Regions from separate parts of the Homo sapiens genome. Here region 1 is linked to region 2. A link is a loop called in an ENCODE intact Hi-C map of the cell type or tissue named here. Cell type or tissue: HepG2. All regions are shown on one strand. Each heading gives the region's core, and the rest is flanking DNA. Links, peaks and the distances in the headings are about the cores only.

What was found. Hi-C counts contacts between places; a loop is a spot of excess contacts. Peaks named below come from ENCODE experiments on the same cell type or tissue, not always from the same donor. Only the 100,000 strongest peaks of a DNase experiment are listed, where the experiment ranks them.
Region 1: a loop joins it to region 2, with 19 times the contacts of the local background. A loop is called at or near these places in 2 of 110 quality-filtered maps.

The regions. Positions count from the first base shown.
Region 1 is chr16:89,392,457-89,399,641 of GRCh38, forward strand. All of the region lies in intron 2 of ANKRD11 (ankyrin repeat domain containing 11), which reads right to left. All of the region lies in intron 1 of LOC128462377, which reads right to left. Among named protein-coding and RNA genes, the nearest start is that of ANKRD11, 95 kb to the right of the region's middle. RefSeq lists an enhancer at 2,478-3,416. In HepG2, for the core only: no CTCF peak of the experiment used is centred there; DNase peaks (open chromatin) are centred at 1,625 and 2,925.
Region 2 is chr16:89,243,746-89,251,219 of GRCh38, forward strand. It overlaps LOC124903766, which reads left to right and starts at 3,633. Exons shown (of 3, transcript XM_047435040.1): 1 at 3,633-3,717; 2 at 3,852-4,257; 3 at 4,380-5,198. The coding sequence starts at 3,633. The coding sequence ends at 4,914. RefSeq lists a silencer at 3,411-4,160. In HepG2, for the core only: a CTCF peak has its summit at 3,156; DNase peaks (open chromatin) are centred at 2,896 and 3,706; H3K4me3 peaks cover 1,991 bases.

The DNA of each region.
Region 1 (7,185 bases), core at 817-5,816, 150 kb after region 2:
ATAAGAAAAACAATGTTTATGTTTTGAAAATGTCTCAATGGGTCTGCCAGTTCATGTTTTCCATGAGCAGCACTGTGATGCCACGCTGAGATGCTCCAGGGTCCATGCAGTTCAAGAACATGGTCGTGATGTGTTGAAGCAGACCTGTCTTGGTTGTCCCTCAGATCCCAGCTACAGAAGTTAACGATCAACTCAGCATCTGTAATGCACTTCGGATGTCAGCCTACAAGAGCAGACCCAATCAACATGGTTGAGTTCACAGACAACGGTATCTAGGATGTCCGGCACACCCAGAACCTGCACTTAAGCAAACTCGTGGATAGGAAGTCCCCCAAGGCTGCTTTTCTCTAAACACTAGGTTAGGAAAAAAGAAAACTGGGAATACATTTAACCGACTCCATCAACTACATAAGAAAGCACCTTTGAGAGTGAACTTGTGTCTAATCACCACCTTGGGACCTGCCTGCATCTGAAATGAGTGAGTGATCTACAGTCACCAAGGCCCTTTCTGTTTCCCCAAAAATTCCTTTTCTAAACTCCAGCCTATTTCTTCACATTCTACTTCTTATTCAAGGCCTATGCAAATGCTAACCCTCAGTGGAGCCTCCGGCAAGCCCAGTCCCCAGGAAACACGGTCTCCCTCCCTCTTCTTCACCTGCATACCTTCTCTCACAGGAGCCTCTGGAAGTCTCCCTCAGGACCTGGCACCTTCTTGCTACATCATAAATACCTTGAGAGCACGACGCCAGCCTCATTCACCTGTTCCCACAGGTGACATGGCTCCCACCCTGGGACCAAGAGAGTCCACTGTACACATTAAACTTTAGTTTCCTCTTTTTTTTACTTTTTTTATTTTTATTTTTTTTTTTTTTGAGACGGAGGCTTGCTCTGTAGTGCGAGACCACTCAGGCAGGTGGAGTACAGTGGCGCAATATTGGCTCACTGCAACCTCTGCCTCCTGAGTTCAAGCAATTCTCCCACCTCAGTCCCCCATGTAGCTGGGATTACAGGCGTGTGCCACCATATCCAGCTGCTTTTTTTTTTTTTTTTTTGTATTTTTAATAAATAGAGACGGGGTTTCACCATGTTGCCCAGGCTGGTCTCGAACTCCCGACCTCAGAGTGATTTGCCCGCCTCAGCCTCCCAAAGTGGTGGGATTACAGGAGGAAGCCACTGCGCCCGGCCTAGTTTCCTCTTAGGTGGAGTAATCACGTCCACCTCAGAGGATTTGTAAGGGTTAGAAGGGGAAGCAGCCGGGCCGATGGAAACATGCAGGAACTATCCCAGCTGGGCCTATTGCCCTTCATTCTGGAATCTGGCAGAGCTCTGCATGGCATCTCGCATGAAACAGGCTCTAAGTATTTAATGAATAGGAGGAGACATGTCAGACAGTGGGAATAATCATGCTGATCTGCATGAGGAAAATGTGTCAAAAAACAAAAGCCAAAAAGTCACGAAGAAAGTGCTTGTAATAGAGACTAGTTTACTTGTGAGGGCTACGAATAAGTGAAGCTCAAACCACTAGGTGCCAAACATGAAAGTGGGTTCCCAGACCCCAGTGTTTGCTGACTGCAACACAGCGGTGCCTGCAGCTCACAGGGTGCTCCTCCCCGCCTCCCTAGCCCTCCTGGAGACTCCACCCATCACAGTCCCAGGTTCCAGGCAGGCTTCCCAGGCCACTCAGCTGCTGCAAGCACAATGTCCTCCTGAGGTCAACGGGCAGGTGGCAGGAGCCTCTGACCTGCTTCCCTCCACGACATGGGCACGTTCTGGGACTGCAGTTCCACAGTGGTCTCCCATGTCCCTGGAAAGCAGCCGTCCGCCTCTCCTCCACACCTGCCACACTGCTCTCACTCATCAGGAAACTTCTCATCAGAAAAACAGCTCGTGGGCCAGGCACAGTGGCTCCCGCCCGTAATCCCAGCACTTTGGGAGGCCAAGGCGGGCAGATCACCTGAGGTCGGGAGTTCAAGACCAGACTGGCCAACATGGTGAAACCCTGTCTCTATTAAAATACAAAAATTAGCTGTGCGTGGTGGCAGGCACCTGTAATCCCAGCTACTCGGGAGGCTGAGGCAGGAGAATCGCTTGAACCCAGGAGGCGGAGGTTGCAGTGAGCCAGTATCGCACCACTGCACTCCAGCCTGGGCGACAAAAGCAAAACTCTGTCTCCAAAAAAAAAAAAACAAACAACCTTTTGTGGAAAAACGAGTGTATTTTCCACTCCTCGTCTCAATAAAACCTGCGAAGACTGCTTTCATATACAGGAGTCGTGTTTTATGACAAAGGCTCCATCAAGGATGCTGTAAAATTACACACAGCCATCTCCATAATATATGGCCCCGAGAGTTACACACATGAGGTTATTGAGTTATTTTTCAAACGTCCAGACTCCTCATTTCCAATTAAGGCAGGTTGGCTGTAGCACTGTTGGAAAGCCTAAAGCTTTGTTTGCAGCCAATTCAGAGGCGACAGTTTTTCCAAGGCTACTTAGAGCTGATGAGAGAACCCCCTGTTAAAAAGATCTCCAAACCAGCAAATACATCACGGTATGATTTTAAGTCACTGCAATCCAGATCATCTTAAAAGTTCTGCAGGATTTGGAAAAACAAAGACAAATTATTAAACCAAGTGACCAGGCTGAAGCACAGGACAAGATGAAAGAGGGCCAAGAACAGGCAACACCACCACTCAAACGATCCAAGAGACTCCTGGTCTAAAAAGTTAGAGGCTTGGTCAATTTTAAGGCAGCGTCTTAACAGAAAGAATTATGCAAGCCAAGTAAACTGGCTGAGCCCCAGGGAAGGGCTGCGTACTGCCAGAGGAATGGGCTGGACTCTTTCCAGCTCCGTAATCCTGGGAGCAGCGTCGGTGTGGAAGGAACCCTGACGGCAAGCTGTTACATAAGAGCCCAGTCCTGCACTGCGGGGACATGGTCCGCTTGCTACTGGCATGCAAAGATCAAAGAGAGGAGACAGCGCTGGGATGCCAGCCCACGGCTGGGACACGTGCTGCTTCTGTGAGCATGCGCCCAGGAACAGACGCACAGACCCACCCGAACGGGGAACCGAATCTTACTTGTCCATGAGAATCCCAGGAGGGGACCAATGGGCCATCACATTGGAACCCTCTGAAACTGCACACACATTTGCAAGCATAGGTATCAGGGGAGGTAAGTGATACAGACTCTTCTAAGGGTGTGAAATGTTTGAAAAGTTGTCAATAAGCACACAGACTGACCTGATTCATTCAACAACATTTTCTCACCCAGCACACAGACTGAATAGCTTGGTACACTTGCTTCCCAGGTGTAAAACTACCTGCTTAATAACAATGCCTTCTCAGCTGGGTGACACCGCACTGATGAGCCAGTTCACTGGAGGACTGCTGGGGTGGTGCGGCAAGACTGTTTCAACGCACTACGTCCCGAGCACGCAGCATTCATCTTGTGCATATCCTTCATGACAAAACAAGTATGCACAAAGCACTGCTGCCGCACACCAGACACAGCGGCCTCTGGACAGGAAGCACCAATCTTCAGTCAAAGAATGACCGACCGACATGCAAACTCTGGTTGTTCGGACATGAGTACTGGCAGATCATTTCTAAAAAATGAAGGAAAGACAGCTGCAAGTTCAGCCAGAACACCTCAACAACTTGTTGTCAATGTGAAAATTCAAGCTTTCAAAGATAAGAATTTTGGAAAACTCCAAGAGCAGACAGCTTCTGAAGAACTAAAAGTCTCCCTGGAAGAGACAGGTGCTGCTTTCTGATGTAGTAAAATCAAGTGGATCCACGTCGGGAGATGCACACGAGTCCCGGGCACCCAATCGGCCCTTGGGTGCACACTGTGTGCTGACCTGGGTCACCTCCAGATGTGGACACACAGGCACACTCCCACACACACGCGACGGAGCCGCACTCGCCGCAAGAGAGACCAAAGGGAAGCCCTGAGACTCCCCTGCTGCTGGAAACGCTCACAGCACAAACACCTGCTGGGTTTTGGTGTCGTATCAATGAAAATCTCCATAATTATATCAAAAAGCTATTTATTAAAAATATGCTTCCATTTTCCCACTAGATTTTTTTTTTGTATACTTCAACTAGAACAACATATTTACCACAGACTGATGCAGGAACAGCGAGGAGAACCCTGCTGTCTTCTATGAAGCCACACATTAATGGGGTTTGTACAATTTTAAGGAAATGCTCCTCTAATTGCTATTTGTTGTTGTTGCTGTTGTTTTTGGGACGGAGTTTTACTCTGTCGCCCAGGCTGGAGTGCAATGGCGCCATCTTGGCTCACTGCAACCTCCGCCTCCCAGGTTCACGCCGTTCTCCTGCCTCAGCCTCCCGAGTAGCTGGGACTACAGGTGTCCACCACCACACCCGGCTAATTTTTATATTTTTAGTAAAGACGGGGTTTCACCATGTTGGTCAGGCTGGTCTCAAACTCCTGACCTCAGGTGATCCAGCTGCCTCGGTTTCCCAGAGCACTGGTGGGATTATAGGCATGAGCCAGGGGACTTGACCAGATCACTAATTTTTTATACTGGAAAATACAGGATTTTTTTTTTTTTAAAGAATGTGCTGCTTATATGCAATGGGCTTATTATTCCTGTTGTTAATTGGAATTGGTATACAGACATTTTCCAATCCTTCAGGTTTCAACTGGCAAATGCCAGCAGACATACCCACAGAGCCAGAGCTCCTCAGGCTCCTCCACGTCCAACGGCGTCTCACAGTCCTGAGGATGAGGACCTGGGTGAGGGGAGCACGGGAGACACAGCCATCAAGGCATCCACCTCCAGGACAGACACCAGCCAAGAACCCCCTCAGGGCAAGGCCTCTCACAAGTCCAACTCCACGGATTCCACCGTAAGTGCTGTCAACTGGATGCGCATTTACAAAATCTGAGTTTTCTCAAAGAAGCTGAAGCTTTCCGTGTCCTCAGTGATTCTGGACTCCCAGCGCCGTACCACTCCCTGCCAGCCACACAGGGGGACCCACAGGAAGCAGGCCTTCCCCGTGGCGGGCCTTGCTGCTATCCGCGCTCCTTTCTGTGCAGTCGTCCCTGACGGGGAAGGGTTGAGCCCAGCCAAGTGGATCCCTGGCTGCAGGACAAAGGTGTGCATGGCAAGGGGCCCACCTGCCTCAGGCTGAGGCATAAACTTTCCCTTTTCACTCAGGAAGGGTAAGACACAGTTCCCAGTTTTACAGTGTGCTTTTGTGGATGCTGACCCGGTACTGCTCTTGGAATGTCAAGATGAAGATGATGCAGAAGCCTCTCCTCTGAGCATCTTCTGATTGACAGGCAAGGGACTGGAGTGGAGCCCTTGGCAGCAGGCGGTGGCCAGGGACAAGCGGCCCGTGCCACGTCTCCCAGCTAGCTCACCACCAGCACACAAACCTTCGTCCTGGGCATGGGACTCTCCATCCCTGGTCAAAGCAGGTGCCTCGGGTGGCAACACAGGACCCTCAGACACTGATCTCCTGTTGTTGAATCGGTGCAATATTCACCCACCAAAAACAACCACAAAGCGCCTGTCACCAGTGACAATGTAGCACTGTCTATGTGAATAAAATTAAATTGTGTTTGGAGAATCTGGTGACGCTGTGAAACAGCTGAAGATTACCTGTAACCTCAGCGCTCTGGGAGGCTGACAAGAGGGACACTGTGAAACAGCTGAAGACTACCTGTGACCTCAGCACTCTGGGAGGCTGACATGAGGGACACTGTGAAACAGCTGAAGATTACCTGTGACCTCAGCACTCTGGGAGGCTGACATGAGGGACACTGTGAAACAGGTGAAGATTACCTGTGACCTCAGCACTCTGGGAGGCTGACATGAGGGACACTGTGAAACAGCTGAAGACTACCTGTGACCTCAGCACTCTAGGAGGCTGACATGAGGGACGCTGTGAAACAGATGAAGATTACCTGTGATCTCAGCACTCTGGGAGGCTGACAAGAGGGACACTGTGAAACAGCTGAAGATTACCTGTAACCTCAGCACTCTGGAAGGCTGACATGAGGACTGCTTGAGCCCAGGAGTGTGAGACCAGCCTGGGCAACACAGGGAGACCCCATCTCTTAAAAAAAATTTTTTTTTAACAAAACAATAAAAAAACAAAAATAGCTGGGTGTGTTGGCACCTGCCTGTGGTTTCAGATACTCAGGGGGCTGAGGCAGGAGGAAGGTTTGAGCCCGGGAGGTTGAGGCTGCAGTGAGCTATATGACTGTGCCACTGCACTCCAGCCTCAGTGACAGAGAGAGATTGTGTGTCCAAAAAAAAAAATCCCAATACACTGTTAGTGTCTCAAGCCCAGGTTAGAAATTACTCGTCTAGTCTCTGACAGAAAAATCAGGTGGGCTAAGCAAAGGTGCTTTCTGGCCCAGGAGTACAGATGCAGTGGCAGGCACATGGCTCAGCTGGCTGTGCACAGCCACCCAGGATCCTGGGGCAGTCTCTGGACAAGGCCTCAAAGACCCCAGACAGACTCCCATCATCCCTCTCTCCCATCAGCATCATCAGTTTTTTAAAATTGTTAACAAGCTCCATGCTCTGTGAGACGCAGTTTCCAAGCAAGGCATTTTCAGTGTTGCCTCAACAGAAACTGCATCATCCCTGAACACTGACCTCCTGTCACAGCCCAGGTGGCTCCGAACACGGAGCAGGAGCATGATGACACAGCACGAGTCCACGCAAGGACACCTCCTCATCAAGACAAGTCAGAGGCAGAACCGAGTTCAGGGGCCAGTGGCTGGCTTTGTTTATTCTTCATTTATCCGTAAGAGAAGCCCAGAGAGACAACTACAAGTGACCCAAGACACTCATAGGTGAGTGGATTAAACACCCGGCGTCCATCCAGACAACAGAATATTACCAGGCCCTGAAAAGACAAAAAAGGACCATAGACGCATGCTGCTGAGTGAAAGCAGCCCGTCTCCAAGGACTACACGCTGTACGGTTCCGACTCTGACATCCAGGAAAGGGCAAAACCGTGCAGACAGCACAAAGATCAGCGAATGCCAGGGGCTGGGGAGAGGGAGGGACGGAGGGATGTGCAGCAGGAACACGGGGGACCTGGGGCAGTGAAACTACTCTGTATGATACCACAACGGTGGGTCCACATCAGGATACGTTCATCCAACCATAGACTGCACAGCACCCGGTGGACCCT
Region 2 (7,474 bases), core at 966-5,965:
TCATACCCCCTAGCTACCCACACTAACATTTCCCCCCGCAGGAGGCCAAGACCCCAGTTCTTGAGGGAAATGGACAAAGGTCAGTCTTCTGTAACTGCTGTCTGCTGACAGAGGGGCAGCGGTGGTGGTTCTGTGAGTATTGGCCTCTTGCTGTCAGGGCACGGTTGGCTCCATGGGTTAGTGAAAGTGGTGGCCAGCCAGGGAGCGGTATCCAGGGAGACGGGCAGGATTGTGCCTCTGTCCTGTCCCCCTGATGGGCAGTCCAGGGGTCCCCTGTAGAAGGGTGGCTCTTGAATATTGAGAGGACCTATCTCTCACTGAGGACCACCTGGAGATTGATGACCTGAAGGCAAGAGGAGACAAATCAGGTTATTAGATTTAGAAGAATGTTTGTCTGGGCACGGTGGCTCATGCCTGTAATTTCAGCGCTTTGAGAGGTCGAGGTGAGCAGATCACCTGAGGGACAGGAGTTCAAGACTAGCCTGGGCAACGTGGTGAAACTCCATCTCTACTAAAAACACAGAAAAAAAATTAGATAGGCCTGATGGCACGTGCCTGTAATCCCAGCTACTTGGGAGGCTGAGGCATGAGAATCTTGAACCTGGGAGGCGAAGGTTGCAGTGAGCTGAGATCAGGCCATTGCACTCCAGCCTGGGCGACAGAGGAGGACTTCTTTAAACAAACAAGGCCGGGCACCGCAGCTCACTCCTCAGCACTTCGGGAGGCCAAGGCAGGCGGATCACGAGGTCAGGAGTTGGAGACCAGCCTGGCCAACATGGTGAAATCCTGTCTCTACTAAAAATGCAAAAATTAACCGGGCGTGGTGGTGCATGCCTGTAATCCAGCTACTCGGGAAGCTGAGGCGGGAGAATTACTTGAACCTGGGAGACAGAGGTTGCAGTGACCCCGCCATTGCACTCCAGCCTGGGCGAGACTCAGTCTCAAAAAAAAAAGATTTAGGTAGCTTCGCCCGGCTGGCAGACATGTATGGGCACCCGTGAGGGTCGGAGCAAAGGGCCAGATGGGACCACCGCTGGCTTCACCAAAGTGCCACAGGATCCACCTCCTATTCTAAGGGACCCCAGGGATACCCACGTCCTCGGTGGTGTCATAGACACAGCCCACACACCACCCAGCTAAGGGCCATAGCCATGACGCAGGCCTAAGAAATGAACCCCAGCACCTGCGGCCGCACCCTCCCTGTCCTGCCCATTTCAAGAGGGACTTGGGCAGCGGCTGGAGAACTGTGCTCAGTGGCATTTCCCGGCGAGGTGCTTGACCCTTGGCCTCAGCTCTGCGCCTCCCCATGCCCTTTCCAGTTCCTGGCTCTTTTTATCCAGCTTAATCTACTGCTGGGGGCCGTGCTATCCCTGAGTTTTTACTTTAAAATCTAACGTTTTGAACATATGTGTGTATGTATCTTTATAATAGGATGATTTACATTCCTTTGGGTATATACCCAGTAATGGGATTGCTGGGTCAGATGGCACTTCTGATTCTAAATCTTTAAGTAATCGCCACACTGTCTGCCACTATGGTTGAACTAATTTACACTCCCACCAACAGTGTAAAAGTGTTCCTTTTTCTCCACAACCTTGCCAGCCTATGTTGTTACTTTGCTTCTTTTTTTTTTTTCTTTTGTTTTGAGACAGTCTCACTCTGTCGCCAGGCTGGAGTGCAGTGATGCGATCTCGGCTCACTGCAACCTCTGCTTCCCGGGTTCAAGCGATTCTCCCGCCTCAGCCTCCCAAGGAGCTGGGATTACTGGCATGCGCCACCATGCCCGGCTAATTTTTTTGTGTTTTTGATAGAGACGGGGTTTCACCATGTTGGCCAGGTTGGTCTTGAGCCCCTGACCTCAAGTGATCTGCCCTCTTCTGCCTCCCAAAGTGCTGGGATTACAGGCGTGAGCCACTGCGCCCAGCCCATCTGTTGTTTCTTGACTTTTTTTTTTTTTTTTTTGAGACGGAGTCTTGGCTCTGTCGCCCAGGCTGGAGTGCATGATGCCATCTTGGATCACTGCAGCCTCAGCCTCCCAGGTTCAAGCAATTCTACTGCTTCAGTGGGGTCCCGAGTAGCTGGAATTTCAGGCACCTGCCACCACGCCCGGCTAACTTTTGTATTTTTAGTAGAGATGGGGTTTCGCCATGTTGGCCAGGCTGGTCTCAAACTCCTGACCTCAGGTGATCCACCCGCCTTGGCTTCCCAAAGTGCTAGGATTACAGGCATGAGCCACCATGCCTGGCCTGTTTCTTGGCATTTGAAAAATTGCCATTCTGACTGGCGTGAGATGGTATCTCACTGTGGATTTGATTTGCATTTCTCTAATGATCAGTGATGTTGAACTTTTTTTCATAGGTTTATTGGCTGCATGTATGTCTTCTTTTGAGGAGTGTCTGTTCACGTCCTTTGCCCACTTAAAAAATTTTTTTTTGTAAATTTGTAAGTTCCTTGTAGATTCTGGATATTAGACCTTTTTCAGATGTATAGACTGCACAAATTTTCTCCCATTCTGTAGGTCTCTGGTTAGCTCTGATGATAGTTTCTTTTGCTGTGCAAAAGTTTAATTAGATCTTTAGTTTAATGAGATCCTATTGGTCATTTTTTGCTTTTGTTGCAATTGCTTTTTGTGATTTGATCATTGCAGCACTATTCACAATAGCAAAGACATGGAATTGACCCCAGGGTCCATCATGATAGACTGGATAAAGAAAATGTGTTACATGTACATATACACCATGGAATACTATGCAGCCATAAAAAAGAAGCGAGATCATGTCCTTTGCAGGCACATGGGTGGAGCTGCAAGCCATTATCCTCAGCAAACTAACGCAGGAACAGGAAAGTAAACACGGCATGTTCTCACTTATAAGTGGGAGCTGAACAACATGAGCACATGGACACAGGGAGGGGAACAAAGCACACTCGGGCCTGTTGGGGGAGGGCGGGGGCAGGAGGGCATTAAGAAAAATAGCTAATGCATGTCCGGCTTCATACCTACGTGACGGGTTGATAGGTGCAGCAAACCACCATGGCACACGTTTACCTATGCAACAAGCCTGCACATCCTGCACGTGTACCCCAGATATTAAAAAAAATAAATACATCCGACGTTTCGTGAAAGCTGACTGGGCATTAGTGGATCCAAGCACCAAACAGGACGGCAGGTGGAGACGTGGGACAGAGGCGGGTGGAGAGAGAAGCCGGCGGGATCCAAGGCCCCAGGGCAGGCCCTGGCAGCGATGTGGCAGCCCCTCTGCAGTTTCCACGCTGGTAGTCGTGAAGTAAATTCTAGGCCCTGCTCCCCAACCGGCGCGGGCCGCCCTCGCCTTCAGCTCCAATGCTGCTGCGCCCCAGGCCGCCCCGCTCCTGGCAGGCCCCAGCCTCTGACTCAGCCCCCCGCCTAGCCCCTGAGAGCAGCCTCTCCGCGGGACTGGCCTGTGCGCGCGCGTCTGCGGCACCGTCGGACCAGGGGCCGCCCCCGAGCGGGGAGCCCAGGAGGACGGCCAGGTGGCCTGAGGCAGAGGCGCCAGGGAGGATGGAGAAGGGACACCCAGGGCCTAGGCGGGGTGGGGGCAGGGAGGGCGGCGGGACAGCAAGGAAGTGGGTGCACCTGGGTGACCCAGCTGCGCATGAGCGGGCAGGGGCTCGGGGCGCGCGGACTCCAGGCGCTGGACTGCGGCGTGGAGCAGCGCTGGGGAAACCGCGCCGGGTTCAGCGAGGATTGCTGGGCGGGGCGCGCGAGGAGCGAAGCTGGCCGGGGGCGGGGCCTGAGTCGTGTCGGGGCGGGGCCTAGACCCGGGCTGGCCGTGGTGGGCGGGGCCTGAGTCGTGAAGGGGCGGGCCTTGCAGGGGCGGGGCCTCGAGGGGCGGAGCTTGCGGTGACCAGCGAGGGGGCGGGGCTTAGAGCCACTAAGAAGCGGGACCCAGTGAGGGCTAAACGTGGGGCGCCGGGGGCGTGGCGCGGGGCGCAGGTGCACGCAGGTTGGCCGCGGGCGCGCGGGGTCCGGCGGGAGTCCCGGGGTGGTCCCCGCGTGGGGCCGGGGGCGTCCGCGCGGGCGGGGCGAGGTCGGGGAGGGCAGCTGCCCGCCCTCCTCGGCACTGGGAGCTTTCGGCTGGTACTGCGGGAGGAGCTCCCGGGTGACCCGCGGGTTCTGAAACCGCCGCTCGGGAGCTCGGGGCCTGCGCGGCGTCTACGGGGCGAGCGAGGGAGAACTGACGCCTTTCGCTCGGATCCTTCTCCCCTTCCGAGAACCAGGTAGGTCGCGTTTATTTTCAAGTCCGACTGTTTTCGCGGTAACATTTGTGAGAAACATCACGGTGGATCCTGTGGGTCGCTGAGTTTTCTGACTCCCGGTTTGTCTTATTTTGCTTTGTCAGTGGGCTCTGCGCTCGCGTTAACAATTCGAATGGGCACGTTTCTGAGTTTAAGAACGCTGTTCGCTTCCTCACACTTAGATTGAGGTGGAACTCACGTCACATAAACCGGGTCGCAAGGCTCAGCTCAGCGGGGCCCCCCCACAGTGTTGCGGGACCAGCACCTTCTCGAGCTCCGGAACAGCTTCTACCCGCGCAGAGCCCGGCCCGTCGGCGGCCGCTCTCCGCGCCCCTCCCGGGCCCTGCAGCCCCCGCCCTGCTCCGCGGAGCAGCCTGTTCTGACCTCCGTTCCATGGAGCCCTACGTGCTGTGGCTTCTGTGTTCCGGCGCCTTTCGCTTAGAATCGCGTCTTAAAGGTTCGTCCGCGGTGGAGCGGGGATCAGGCCCGTGTTCCTTTTCAGGAGTGAATAATATTCCCTGGTATGGAGACTGCGCTGAGATAGGACCTGGGCCACCCCCTCTGATTATTTCCCGCCCACCCCTTCACTGGCGCCAGCCCCACGGAGACCTCGCAGGTGCCGTGAGAAAGTGGAGATGAGCAGAGTCTGGACGCATGCGCGGGGCCGGGAGGTGCCGGCCGCAGCCTGCGCCGTCTCCTAATGCGGAAATCTGCACCCAGGGCGGAACTCGCCGGTGTCTTCCGCGCGCGCACTGCACGTGTCGGCATCCTTTCTAGTGCGCCTGCGCAGCCAGCACCGCCTGCACCTGCGCTGACGCTCGCTGACAGCAGTACCCTCCTGGGAAGCCACGCAGGACCCGTCTTCGGGAGCCCGAGAGCCTCCTTCCCGGGCGCCAGTCTTAATAAACTTTGTATGTGTGTGATGGAGCCTCGCTCTTTTGCCCAGGCTCACTGCAAACTCCGCCTCTCGGGTTCAGGCAATTCTCCCGCCTCAGCCTCCCTAGTAGCCGGGACTACAGGTGCCCGCCACCACATCCTGCAAATTTTTTTTTTTTTTTTTTTTGGTAGAGATGGGGTTTCACCATGTTGCCCAAGCTGGTCTCGAACTCCTGACCTCAGGTGATCCGCCCGCGTTGGCCTCCCAAAGTGCTGGGATTACAGGCATGAGCACCACGCCGGCCTTAATAGACGTTATCTGGGAGAAGTTTGTCGGGCCTCTTGTCGGTTTCTGTTGCTTGGCAAGGTAAGAACCTGCAGCAGTAACAGCATGGAGACTGATTTCGCTTGTCCCTTTCTCTCTGGATGGACGCGTGGGTGGTTTCCACTCTGCCTTCTCTGAGGGTGCCACGAGGAACATTGAGTTCCTATTTTCAGTTCTTTAGGGTATAAACCTACGGTTCAAATCAGGAGGTCCTATGGTAATTCTGTGTTTAAATCTTTGTACCCTTTACTTTTTCTTTTAAAGTACTTTTAAATTTTAATATTTTAAATGATGGAAAAATATACATAACATAAAACCTACCATTTAAACCATTTTTAGCTGAACAATTCAGTGGCATTGAACTTACGTAACCATCATGGTGGTCTATTTCCAAATTTTTTCTTCCCAAAAAGAAAGCACGAGGCCGGGCGCGGTGGCTCACTCCTGTAATCCCAGCACTTTGGAAGGCCGAGGTGGGCGGATCACGAGGTCAGGAGATCGAGACCATCCTGGCTAACATGGTGAAACCCCATCTCTACTAAAAATACAAAAAATTAGCCGCGTGTGGTGGTGGGCGCCTGTAGTCCCAGCTACTCGGTAGGCTGAGGCAGGAGAATGGTGTGAACCAGGGAGGCGGAGCTTGCAGTGAGCCAAGATCACGTCACTGCGCTCCAGTCTGGGAAACAGAGCAAGACTCTGTCTCAAAAAAAAAAAAAAAAAAAAAAAAAGCATGCATTTAAGCAGTAACTCCCCATTCCCCCCATGCACCCACTCCTGGTTAACCTCTCTTCTCTCTGTCTCTGAACTTGCCTCCTGTGAAGACCTTGTGTAAGTGGAATATTGCAATATTTGTCCTTCGCCTAGCCTCATGTTCTCAAGGTTCATTCATCTGTGTTGCAGCCTCTTTCCATAATTGGTTCCATTTTATGAATATTGAAACTGGCCCAATTGTCCCATAGAAGTGATGTTTATGGTTTCTTTTAAATAAACCTAGAAATTGGCCCTCTGAATCTTAGAACTTGAGAAAGTTACATTTGTCCTATCTGAGTTCCTTTCTCAGGAAACCAACCACTGGGCCTCCAGATCGCACCAAGAAGCTGAAATCCACCAGATCACAGCATCTGGACAATGAGATGAGAGACACCTCACCCTTCATGATTGCCCAGCTGGCCACCTGCTCCCATTGACCAGCTCTTCCTTACCCTCCCTAATTCCCATTTTCTCACACACAGATGCATTTCTTCCCTGCTAAAAACCCCTAATTTTAGGTGGTTGAGGTCATGGGGTGACTCTGAGTAACAGTCAGAGGAACCTCCAAATGGGTTTCCGAGGTGGCTGCTCTTTACATTCCCATGAGCAGTACAGGGGGCGCGGTTTCCCCACAGCCTTGCCGTCGCTTACCTCTCATTTTCAGTGATTTTATTTGAGAAACATACATTCACCCGTCCAAACCCAAGGAATAGACTCGGAGACTTGAGGAACAGGCGGAGCTCGCAGTGAGCCGAGATCGCACCTCTGCACTCCAGGAGGCTGAGGCAGGAGAATGGCGTGAACCCGGGAGGCGGAGCTTGCAGTGAGTCAAGATCCCACCTCTGCACTCCAGCCTGAGCAACAGAGCGAGACTCCGTCTCAAAAAAAAAAAAAAAAAAAAAAGGACCATTTAAAATGTTTTCTTACATTTTATTGTAGTAAAATACATGTAACATAAAACTTATTATGTAAGCGATTTTAAGTGTGCAGTTCAGTGGTATTAAATACATAATATGTCATCTTGTGCAACTATCAACCCCGTCTCCTTTTTTCCTTTTTTGTTTTTTGAGATGGAGTCTCACTGTATCGCCCAGGCTGGAGTGCAAGGGCACGATCTCAGCTCACTGCAACCTCCATTTCCCGGATTCAAGCGATTCTCCTGCCTCAGCCTCCCTAGTAGCTGGGATTACAGGCACATGCCACCACGCCTGGCTAATTTTTGTATTTTTAGTAGAGATGGGGTTTCAC